Regions from separate parts of the Homo sapiens genome. Here region 1 is linked to region 2. A link is a contact called in ENCODE Hi-C or POLR2A ChIA-PET data. All regions are on one chromosome and are shown on one strand. The core of a region is the stretch at or near the end of the contact, and the rest is flanking DNA. Distances in the headings are between cores, read along the strand shown.

What was found. Hi-C counts contacts between places; a loop is a spot of excess contacts on that map. ChIA-PET counts read pairs that join two places held with the same protein, here RNA polymerase II (POLR2A). Pooled maps may share reads with other maps.
Region 1: a loop to region 2 is called in a map of B cell, with 3 times the contacts of the local background. The contact joins the enhancer-like site here to the promoter of SLC16A4 in region 2. A Hi-C loop is called at or near these places in 1 of 168 maps with a recorded cell type or tissue (B cell) and 1 of 50 pooled maps. POLR2A ChIA-PET finds 5 or more read pairs at or near these places in 1 of 52 experiments (activated naive CD8-positive, alpha-beta T cell).

The regions. Positions count from the first base shown.
Region 1 is chr1:110,786,286-110,792,437 of GRCh38, forward strand. No RefSeq gene overlaps it. Among named protein-coding and RNA genes, the nearest start is that of CD53, 84 kb to the right of the region's middle. RefSeq lists an enhancer at 1,269-1,608. Within about 2 kb of position 1,511, at least 7 of the 41 ENCODE cell types and tissues checked have a DNase peak (open chromatin) inside an H3K27ac peak, as active enhancers do; they include B cell, where a contact is called at or near this core.
Region 2 is chr1:110,388,730-110,394,665 of GRCh38, forward strand. It overlaps SLC16A4 (solute carrier family 16 member 4), which reads right to left and starts at 2,297. Exons shown (of 9, transcript NM_004696.3): 1 at 2,136-2,297; 2 at 508-626. The coding sequence starts at 594.

The DNA of each region.
Region 1 (6,152 bases), core at 261-2,760, 400 kb after region 2:
CTTTTCACAAAAACAGATAAAGTAATTAAGAATAAAATTTTACCTAAAATATGAGCCTTGTGTAAAGAAAGAAGGCAACATTCTCAGGTGCCAGAAATAAAGAAGGATCACAAAACTTAAGGGAGCATGGAGCCAAAGTTGAGTACATTCAGGGTACTCGATGTCAGGGTGATGAGATTTTAATGGCAACAGAGAGATGGTTGATGAGACCCAGGGCCTCTGCATGTTAAAGAGCTGGAAATGAACCAGCCATATACAGTTGGAAGTTACTGGTTTATGAAGGAAACTATGAAATTCCTCTGTTTCACAGCTCAGAGATACCACAAAGCAGCTTGATAGGCTCATGAGAAGATAGAAAAAATTAATGCAAGGAAATTAACCCCTCAAGCTGGTTCAGCATACATGATCTCTAAATTGCACACCACACAAGTATAGAAATCTAGAGTCAAGATACATTGTAAAATTCCTCTGGAACCAGTGAAATTCACAGAATCGCAGCAAAGGAATTTGAAACTGCCCCACAAGATTGTTCCCAGGTACCAGGACCTGAGGGTCTTCCATGGAAAACAACTCTCTTTCAAGAGGAGCTCATGATTTAAAAATATTGCAAGTCACATAAGGAAACAAACTGATTAGAGAGGGAGTGGTAGAGTGCACATACAAACAGCTGCAGTTAGTAGAAAATAAAAAAGGAGAGTCTTTAAGTCAGATAAGCTCAAAGAGAAAGAGAAAGGTAACTTCACAAAGCAAGAGGAGGACATTGTAGGAAAGGAGTCAGTAAATCGAAAAAGAAACAAATCTAAATTTTAGAAATGAAAAATATAGCTAATCAAATTTAGAATTAAATAGATGGGTTTGTAGACTGATCAAGAGAGAATTGGAGGAGAATGATGTCAGCAGGATGGCCAACTAAAAGCTTCTAGCGCTCATTTTTCCAACAAAGATAGCCAAATAACACACAAACAATCATGTTTTAATAAAAACAACTAAAGAAGAGTGGCTGAGTATGGCAAAGGAGTAATAGAAACCCCAGTGAACACGGAAACTGAGGTTGACCACACAGAGAGCAAAAGGAAACACCTGGTCTTCACCACCCCACCTCCCAACCAGAATCAGCTAGAAACCAGGAGGAACCTCTTTTTATGGTGCAAAGGTAGACAAGAGGATCCCAGTAACTGCCATCAACTCTTTGGACACCTACACTTCTCATCACTGGGGTCCCCCTGAAGTCCTCACATGCACTAAGTCCAGCTGAGGGAGCTGCCTGGAGTCTGCAAATCTGTGTTCCCCCCAGAGAAGGAGCTGCCACTAGGCCCCATCCCCTGTGGCCTGCATAGCTACTGTCTTACCCCATTTCGGAACTGGAACTACTGCTGGAGTGTCTTGCTCCAAGGGAGAGTAGCCATGGCTCTTGTCCATCCCTGAGGCTAAACCACCTTTGATCCATCCCTGCCCAGTGGCCTAACATCCCAAAGCCAAGCTTCAAGGAACTGTTACACCTTTGCCCATGGGGCTGAACAGCACCACCTACACCTCCTCTCTCCCCCTTCAGCTGGAGCTGAAGCTGCACACTTCCTCCTAAGAAAACAGTGCTTTAGCAGAATAGCCCCATCTACTTCTCTCGGTTATGGCTGTGCCCTGCCCCTAAGGTCCTGAACTGAAACTATGTGCTGCCTCTTGAGGAAACAGTGCCTTGGCAGAGCCCCACGTCTCAGGGAAATAGTGCCTGGCAGCCCAGAACAGCCACCCTCTATGCCTGAGCCTGAGCTGAAGTGGCACACAAACCCCTGGGGAATTGGTGCCCTGGAACCTGAGCAGCTCAGGGCTGAGCTGACGTAGTACCCCATGTTCCAGGGAAACATGGCAGTGACTGAGCTGAGACACTCTACCCTACAGGCTAACCTACTCTAATACCTTGCTTTCCTGGCATTAGACTAGTCTCCTGGAGTCTGAGCTGCCAAGAAAGCCCTCTCTCCAGGGAATGCAATCGTCACTGTGCTGCTCCCCTGACCCCCAGGGCCCAAACGACAGATGTGTTTGACCACTATGAAAACTTGCTGCTGCACCTAGCCTCACAGAGTCTGGGATACTACTGAGTCCGCCATCCCGGAGTCACCACTACATGTTGTCTCATCCCCAGGGACCCAAGTTTCCACTGAGCTCCATTGGACCAGGTTCCCAAATTGCAGATATACCTTGCTCTCTGTACCCTAAACTCCAGAGCTCCTTTTCTTCCCTGGAGTTGGATATACCCTCCACACAGGGGTAGACTCACAGCTAAAACCAAACTCTCTGGGTCCAAGCTTCTAGGGGTTTCCTCAGAGTCACAGATCCTGGCTCTGCAGGCAAATTACATCCAACCCTGCCATAAACAGTGAACCTGCACCTCAAGACCCAGATGCCACAATAAGTTCATGAGACTCTGTGGGAAAATTGAAAGTAGGAGGACTTCAAGCACCCACAAAGAAAGAATTTTAAAAATAACAAAAGAAAACATCAAGTCACGTATAAAGAATCCCCATTAGACTAACAGCAGATTTATCCTCAGAAATCTTACAGGCCAGGAGAGAATGGAATGACATATTCAAAGTACTGAAAGAAGAAAAAAAAGGCAGCCAAGAATACTATACCCAGTAAAGCTATTCTTCAGAAATAAGGGAGAGCCAGATTTGGTGACATATGCCTGCAGTCTCAACTACTCAGGAGGATGAGTTGGGAAGATTGATTGAGCCTAGGAGTTCAGATCAGCCTAAACAACATAGCGAGACCTCATCTCAAAAAAAGAAAAAAAAGGAAAAAGAAATAAAGTCTTTCCCAGACAAGCAAAAACAAAGGAAATTCATTACCACCAGACTGATCTTATGAGACATACTCAAGGGACTCCTATATCTGGAAGTGAAAAATGATAATCATCATTACGAAGACATGCGAAAGTATAAAATCACTAATAGACACACAAATGAAAAACAGAGAAGAAATAAGCCTTATTACTACAGAAAACTACCAAACTGCAATGATTAAACAATAAGAGAGGGAGAAAGGGACAACAGATATACGAAACAACTAGAAAACAATTAACAAAATGACAGCAGGTCTTACCAATCAGTTATAACCTTAAATATATAAATGGCTTAAACTCCCCACTTAGAAAAAACAGACTGGCTGAATGGATTTTTGAAAACCATCTAGTATATGCTCCTACGACATAATACTTCATCTGTTAAGACACATAAAGATTGAGAGTAAAATGATGGAAAAAGATATTCTCTGCAAACAGAAAGCAAAAGTGAGCAAGACAGTAGATAAAACAGACTCTAAAACTGTCCAAAACTGTAAAAAGAAACAAAATCATTAATAACGATAAAGGGATGAATTCAGCAAGATGATATAACAATTATAAGTATATATGCATGCAACACCGGGACACCTAAATATATGAAACAAATAATATTAGATCTAAAAGGAAGAGATAGAATCTAGTACAGTAAGAGTTGGGGACTTCAATTCTCCACTCTCAGCACTGAACAGATCGTCTACACAGAAAATCCGTAATGAAACATTGGATTTAAACTGCACTTTAGACCAAACGAACCTAACAGACATTTACAGAATATTTTACCCAACAGCTGAAGAATACACATTTTTTCTTTAGCACATGGAACGTTCTCCAGGATCGACCATATGTTAGGTCATAAAACAAGTCTCAACAAATTTAAAAGAATTGAAATCATATCAAGTTTCTTTTCTCAGCACAACGGAATAAAACCAGAAATCAATAACAAGAGGAACTTTCAAAACTGCACAAACACTTGGAAATTAAACAAGATGCTCCTGAATGCCCAATGAGCCAATGAAGAAATTAAGCAGAAAATTTAAAAATTGATTGAAACCAATGATAATATAAACACACTATATCAAAACCTATGGGATACACCAAAAGCAGTATTAAGAGGGAAGTTAAGTATTAAGAGGGCAATAAACAACTACATCAAAAAAGTAGAAATATTTTAAATAAATAACGTAACAATGCATCTTAAGGAACTAGAAAAACTAGAGCAAACCAAACTCCAAAGAAGGAATAAAGAGAATTAATGGAAGTGCTCTTTGAAAAAAAAAAAATGACCCATGATGCAGCAAGCAGAGGTGAGGATATAGAAAAGAAAAAGAAGAGACAAAGAGTATAGAATGCCAAGTATCATCATGCATCTGATGAAAAATACAGGGTATTTCTTGTTATAATCTCAGAGTGTAGTAGGACTTTCAAACTATAATTAAAAACCAGAGGACATAAAATAAACCCACCCCAACAAAGTCAAATTAATTACAAGCTAGGAAAATGTATTTGCAATTCATAGCGTATACAAACGGCTAATTTTTGAAACATATTAAGATGCCAATAGCCCAAGAAGAAAATGAGTAAATTTAAATGAGTTAACAGAAAAGGAAATTAGATGGCCCTTAAACAAATTTAAAAGATGACGAATTTCACTCATAGTAGGTAGTATTTATTAAGCACGTCATATGTGCCTGGGTTGGTGCTTTACATTCCCACAACAACCTTTTGTTGAAGTAGGCCCTCTTCTTATCTCCATTTTATAGGTGAGGAAACTGAAGCATGGAGAGGTTAAGTTTTCTCAAATACATTCAGCTGGTGGTGTGATGAGGCTTCAAACTCAGGCAGCTTGACCATAGACACCACCACTTCTCTATATTGTCTCTTGGTATTTTCACTGAAATATAAGTTAAATGCAACCTAAAATATAGTAAGATACATTTTATTTGACTCCCAGATTAACATGAATAAAAAGCTGGATATATGTTGGTGGGGATCCAGAGAAACAGACATTCTCGTATATTGCTAATATGAATGTAAATTGTTTGACCTCCCTGGAGAAAAATTTGTCAACATTTTTCACAAATAGATGGCTGTCCTTGTAATTCTTATTTTTCTTAAAATCTAGAACTGGAGTCTAAGTGTGTGTTTTGGGGGTGATGATGGCGATGGAGCCTACCCTTTGCAACAAGAACGAGACTGTCATGTTAAGGCAAGTGTTATAAAAGTTGGGCAGTGGCTGATGGTTAACTCACAGTCCACAGTTCTTGATGGTCTAAGCCACATCTATTCTCCAAACTTCTTCAATGCATCCTCCAGACTTCAACTCCCTGGACTTCCCTAAAATCCTTATCAGATAGGGTTTGATATCCCCTAGATGCCACCAAAACAGTAGGCATTGCAGTAGACAGGTGCAGCAGAAGGAGAAGCAGCAGAACATTAGCTGCTTGGGATTTTCCTGGTCAGTTTGAGGATGCCACTCATGAAATTCTGAGGTCATCTCTTCCTGGTCTTCACATATGAATTGTGCTCATGAAGCCAGAGTTGGTTATTCGCTTCCAGGCCCAAAATTCATTCAGTTACTTATTTATCCAGCAACTTTCTGACCTACATAAGAGATATTCAATAAATATTTGTTCAACGAATAAATGGATGGATCTTTGACTGTATCATATCCTCATTTTTGGCTGCCAAAAATTCTTGGCCTTCTGCCCTTAAACCTATACATTCTAGAAAGATCTGTCATGCAAGTAGAAAACAAGAGCAGAGGTCGCTTTTATATCAGATAAAACGGACTTTAAACCAACAAGAGTCAAAAAGGACAAAGAAGGGCATTAAATAATGATAAAGGGTTCAATTCAATAAGAAGACTTAACGATCCTAAATATATATGCACCCAACATTGGAGCACCCACATTCATAAAAGACCTACTTTTAGACCTATGAAAAGACTTAGACAGTCACAATAATAGTGGGGGATTTCAACACCCCTCTGAAAGCATTAGATCACCGAGGCAGAAAACTGACAAAGAAATTATGGACTTAAATTCAACACCTGACCAATTGTACTTAATAGACATCTATGGAATACTGCACCCAGCAACCACAGAATATATATTCATCTCATCTGCACTTGGAACGTACTCTAAGATTGACGACATGCTCAGCCATTAAGCAAGCCTCAATAAATTCAGAAAAATTGAAATCAAACCAACTGTACTGTCAGACCACAGTGGAATAAAAATGGAAATCAATACCAAAACCAAACAATTACATGAAAATTAAACAACTGGCTCCTGATTCACTTTCGGATAAACAA
Region 2 (5,936 bases), core at 1,047-3,546:
TGAGAGAGTCTCTCATGGTTGCCTAGGCTGCAGTGCAGTGGCACGATCTTGGCTCACTTCAGTCTCCACCTCCTGATTTCAAGCAATTCTCCTGCCTCAGCCTCCCAAGTAGCTGGGACTACAGGTGCATGCCACTGCACTCAGCTAATTTTTGTATTTTTGTAGTGATCGGGTTTCACCATGTTAGCTAGGCTGGTCTCGAACTCCTGACTTCAAGTGATCCACACACCTAGGCCTCCCAAAGTGCTGGGATTATAGGTGTGAGCCCCCACACCCAGCCCAGGAACATTTCTGCTTTTGCTCTAGGGGCATTTTCAACTTTCTCCTGGGTTCGGCATGGGCCTCTGACTTTAGCAGTTTTTGGCAGCTCCTGGCCTTGTTCCTGCCCACCCCTCCACTCAGATGCCAAAGATTTCCTAAGTGATCCTATTCGTAGGCAGCTCTGAGCCTTTCTCCAGAAAGCCTGCTTTTAGGCAATAGGAAAGGGGGAAAAAAGTGAATTCTTACCAGGAAAAAATGAATCACAATCATCCATCCCCATCCTCCATCCAGGGTTTTAGTGTAAGGTTGGACCTTCCCCTCCCTCTTCAGCATGATGCCTCTTCTATTTTAAATGCAGAAGATCCCTGTGATAAATCCAAGACAGTTGATTCAGTGGACCAGAAACTAATCTAAACTTTTAAACTTTTTATCTGAAAGGGAACGTTCATACATTGTTGGTGGGAATGCAAATTAGTTCAGCCACTGTGCAACGCAGTTTGGAGATTTCTGAAAGAACCAAAAATTGAACTACCATTTGACCCAGTAATCCCATTCCTGGGTATATACCCAAAGGAAGATAAATTGTTCTACCAAAAAGCCACATGCACTTTTATGTTCACTGCAGCATTATTCACAATAGCAAAGACATGGAATCAACCTACGTGCTCATCAACAGTGGGTTGGATAAAGAAAATGTGATACATAGACACCATGGAATACTACACAGCCACCATAAAAAAGAACAAAATCATATCCTTTCCAGCAATATGGATGCAGCTGGACCATTATCTTGAGCAAATTGATGCAGAAACAACCAAATACTGCATGTTCTCACTTATAAGTGGGAGCTAAAAATTGGGTACATATGGACATAAAGAGGGGAACCACAGACACTGGGGACTACAAGATAGGGAGGGAGGAGGGTTGAAAAACTCCCTATTGGATGCTGTGCTCACTATCTGGGTGAGGGGTTCAATTATACTCCAAATCTCAGCATCAGACAATATGCCTTTGTAACAAACCTACACATGTACCCCCTGAATCTAAAATAAAAGTTGAAATGTAATACAAAACAGAAAAAAAACCTCTTTCCCTATGATATAAAACCACTTGTAATTTTTTTTTAACCCCTCAGTTACAGATGAAGTCTGCCTGATGCAACTAAGGACTTAGTTACCTGGAAAGCCTGATCTCAGTGACTGTGGGGTGGCCACTCCTAGAACTGTACTCAGTGTCCCTCCCCCCAGGTCTGCAAGCCAGTTTCTTGGAGAAGCTGTGCGTCACCCTGCTGGTCCTCCGGGTGAACTCTTAAGAGAAATAGAAAGGGAAGGCGAGCCTTGAGTTTAGGAATTCTCCTTAGAAAACACTTGCTAAATGTAAATATTTTTGGAGCTAAACAGACATGACAACGAAATGCGATACCCGCTTATTGAATATATCCTAGATCAGAAAAAAAAGTTGTAAAAGACAGTTTGTGGGGACAGTTGGGGAAATTTGAATATGGACTGTATAATACAGAATACTGTACCAAGGTTAACCTCTTGGAACCTCTTCCACAAGAGAATATTCTTAGGAGATACATGCTAAAGTATTCAGGAGTAACATGACACTATGCTACCTTCTCCCAATCGGTTCCGTAAAATAAACAAGTGTATATAAAGAATGATAGCAAAAAGAAAATGTAAATGTTCTGAGGAAGGGGGAACAGTACTCATTATTTCCCCTGTCGGGTCGAAGGCTGACTGTTTCTAACTGGAAAGGAAAGTCAGCTGGCAGGGTATGCGGAATGGCCATCTGGTGAGCAGGCTGGGTGGGGAGAGATGCCAGTCGTTGTTAGAAAACCAACCCAGCACACAGTCCCATTCCCATCTTACCTTTGATGTGGTGTTCAGCAAAGAAATCCTCCACAGATGGGGCAATTAAGGAAGAAAAATAAATTACACCGTTTTCTGGAATGTTACTCTTTTTCTAAGGCATTTCATTTTGCTGCATTGTGAAAACAAGTGAGCATTGTAAGAGCCAAGGAGGGCTCAGACGATTTAGGCCCTCCTGCTAGTGGACTTTACTTCCTGAGGGGAGGAGGAAAGACTGTGATTTGATGTCATCTCAGGCCCTCCCTCCACCCACAGTCACTCAGAAGGTAGAATTTTTTGCCGCAGGCTCAAAAGCAAGCATGAAGTAAACTAAGTGGAAAGTCCTTTTGGCGACTATGCTCAGGGCAGGGGGATGGGGCTCCAGAGCTCTCATACACTTGTCTTCAAATTTCCTCAGGGAACTTCTCACAACATGCTTATTTTACAGGAGAATATAAAACTCCTGGATGGGTGGTGAGAGAGGCATTTCCTGGGCCACAAACAGAAATCTTCAGTAAGCTCAACCCATTCGTGTGGCCTTTTGTATATTGACTAAAGATTCTGGTTACTAATTTGGGGTTTCAGACCCCATTTTAATTGCATTTTTGAGATCTGATTACCTCAACCACCTCCTGCAAAAGACGTATGCTCGTAGTAATTTTAATGAGATTTTTTTTATTATATTTTGGAAATGGTTAAGGCTGAGACCCCTAGAAAATTACTGGGATAATTCAACTTTCTCTTCCCATTTCCTCCCTCTACCCTCCACATAAAACAAAACAAAACAAACAAGTCAAATGGGAAATTGTCTTTCGTCTCCCACACCAATATTCCAGATTTTAAACCAGAGTATATTTTAGACGAAAGGATGTGTTTTTAGTTTTATCTGGAAAATCTGCACATATTTATGCATGTTCCTTTTTAAGAAGCAAGAGGCTTCTCAGATTCTTAAAATCAAACTCTATAATACTTTTTGATTAAAGTGCTTGCAGAAGGACAGCTTAGTGGTTTGGGAGGGTGCCCTGTAAGTGTAAGCATGGAAGGATTATGCAGTTACATGATGCTGGTGGCAAGGATCAAATAAACATTCAACAGAAGGAGAAAACCCAAAGAGAGAAGGCAAATAAATGCTTTTCAGAGAGCTGTTTGTAATTATGAATACACTCTAGACAACTTTTTTTTTTTTGAGACAGAGTCTCACTCTGTCGCCCAGGCTGGAGTGCAGTGGTGCAATTTCGGTTCACTGCAACCTCTGCCTCCCGTGTTCAAGTGATTCTCCTGCCTCAGTCTCCCAAGTACCTGGTACTACAGGCGCATACCACCACGCCCAGCTAATTTTTTGTATTTTAGTAGAAACGGGGTTTCACCGTGTTGCCCGGGCTGGTCTCAAACTCCTGAGCTCAGGCAATCCGCCTGCCTTAGCCTGCCAAAGTGCTGGGATTACAGACGTAAGCCACCGTGGCCAGCCTGAAAACATTTTTTAGTAAACAAGACTGATTTATTTATTTTTTTGGTGGCACGCTTGTTGCTCTTTTAAAGCAGGGCTATCTATGATTTCTTTTTTTCTTGAGACAGGGCCTGCTCTATTGCCCAGGCTGGAGTCAGTGGCATAATCATGGTTTACTGCAGCCTTGACCTCCCCAGCTCAAGCAATCCTCCTACCTCAGCCTCCTGAGTAGCTGGGACTACAGGCATGCACCACCATGCTCAGCTAATTAATTTTTTTTTTTTTTAAGAGATGGGGGTTTCACTCTGTTGCCCAGGCTGTTTGCAATGTCCTGGGCTCAAGCGATCCTCCCATCCTGACCTCCCAAAGTATTAGGATTACAGGCATAAACCACTGTAAGGAGCCAGCTATCCATAATTCTAATCACAGGATGAAATGATGCTAGGCTATATATATATTTTTCTTACACACACACACACAGAGGAATATATATATACACACATATACATATAGGAACATATACAACTGGGAAGTTAGATTTCAGGAGGGTTCCTACCATTCCTTAAATGATAATAGTGAATCATTGTGCCTAACCTATGTAAACAATACATTATATATGTGTGTATATATTCCTATTCATCTTTGTCTTATAATAGGCTTTATATTGATAGAGAACTCTGATGCTAATGCCTGGGGTCAGATTTGAAATGCGGCAGAACAGCAAGTCATTCATAGAGGCCAAGAGGACAGCAAAGTAATCAGAGATGAACTTCAAACATATGTTTCATAGAGGCACATGAACAGAAATGCAGGCTTGGTGATAATCTCAATTTTGTCAGTTTTTAAGCCCGTAGACTCTGGGCAATTTACTCTCTTTGAGTCTGTTTCTAAAACTCTAAAGCGTAGCTAATATTTTGCAAGGTTGTTGTGAGGATTAACAATATATAATGTAAGATGACTGCACATTGGACCTACTATTGGTACTTGGTTCATGAAAAATAATTTTTGTTAGTCAAATGAGGCCTAATAGCAAGAAGAAAGAATTCTTAAGCCACCTTTGGGATATTAGTTAACATTTTGGCATCTGTACCCAATTGTCTTAATAAAGCTTGTAGGGTCTTTAACGAAACATAAACAATTCCCTCAACTTCTAACCTTTTAACTCTTGGCCCTAAAGCTATTCAGCAAGAATGCAGCATGATTTGGCAATCACCACTATTACCCCCATCCCAGTGTCAAACATAGCCAGCCCAGGAATAATTTTTAACACTTATGGATTTAGACTTTAATAAGCTTTACCAACTAGAATTAAGATACTTTATTTTTAGTTGACTCTCTCCTTGCCCTCATTCAATCCTTGTTCAGAAAAGAGTTAACATCGCTGGCCTGAGATTCCTATTCTTTGAAAGGCCTGTTTACATGGTTGGCCTCTGGCTGGCAACTGGGAACTTAGATTTCAGGAGGGTTCCTACCATTCCTTAAATGATAATAGTGAATCATTGTGCTTAAACTATGTAAACAATACAATTTTTATGCTGAACATTTGCTTTTTTCGGGAGCTTGGAATTTTGATATGTGCTAGGCAGAGAGGGTACTTTGGTGACCAGCCCCCTTGGGCACTGAGTCTCTACTAAGCTTTCTGGATTGGCAACATTTCACACATGTTGTTACAACTCATTGCTGGAGGAATTAACTGCATCCTGTGTATCTTCACTGATAGAAGAATTCTTGCAAGCTTCTGCCTGGTTTCTTCTGGACTTTGCCCCATCCTCCTTTTGCCTTTGTTGAGTCAGCTTTGTATCCTTTCACTTTAATAAACCATGTAAGTACAACAACTAAATGCTCAGTCCTGTGAGTCATCCTAGTGAATTATCAAACCTGAGGGGTTGAATGAGTCTGGGTTCTCGAGAAAGAATAGAATATTCTCCAGAGCAAGAACCAGTGATGGGGGAGGAGATATTAAGGTTGATTTACTATGAGAATTGACTCACATGATTATGGAGACTGAAAAGCCTGCACTCTGGTCAGCAAGCGGGACACTCAAGAGAGTTGATGGTGTAGTTCCAGTCTGAGTCCAGAAGCCTGAAAACCAGAAGTGCTGATGGTGTAAGTTTTAGTCTGAGAGGGCCTGAGAACCAGGAGAGCCATTTGTGTAAGTTCCATTCTGAGTTTGAGTCCAAAGTCAGGAGAAGACTGATGTCCCGACTCCAAGACAGTCAGGCAGTGAGAAATTCTTTCTTAGCCTTTTATTCTATTCAGGCCTTTAATGGATTGCATGAGTTCCGCTCACATTGGGGAGGGCAGTCTTCTTCAGTCTACTGATTCAAATGCTGATCTCATCCAGAAACACCTTCACGGTTACACCCCAAAATAAT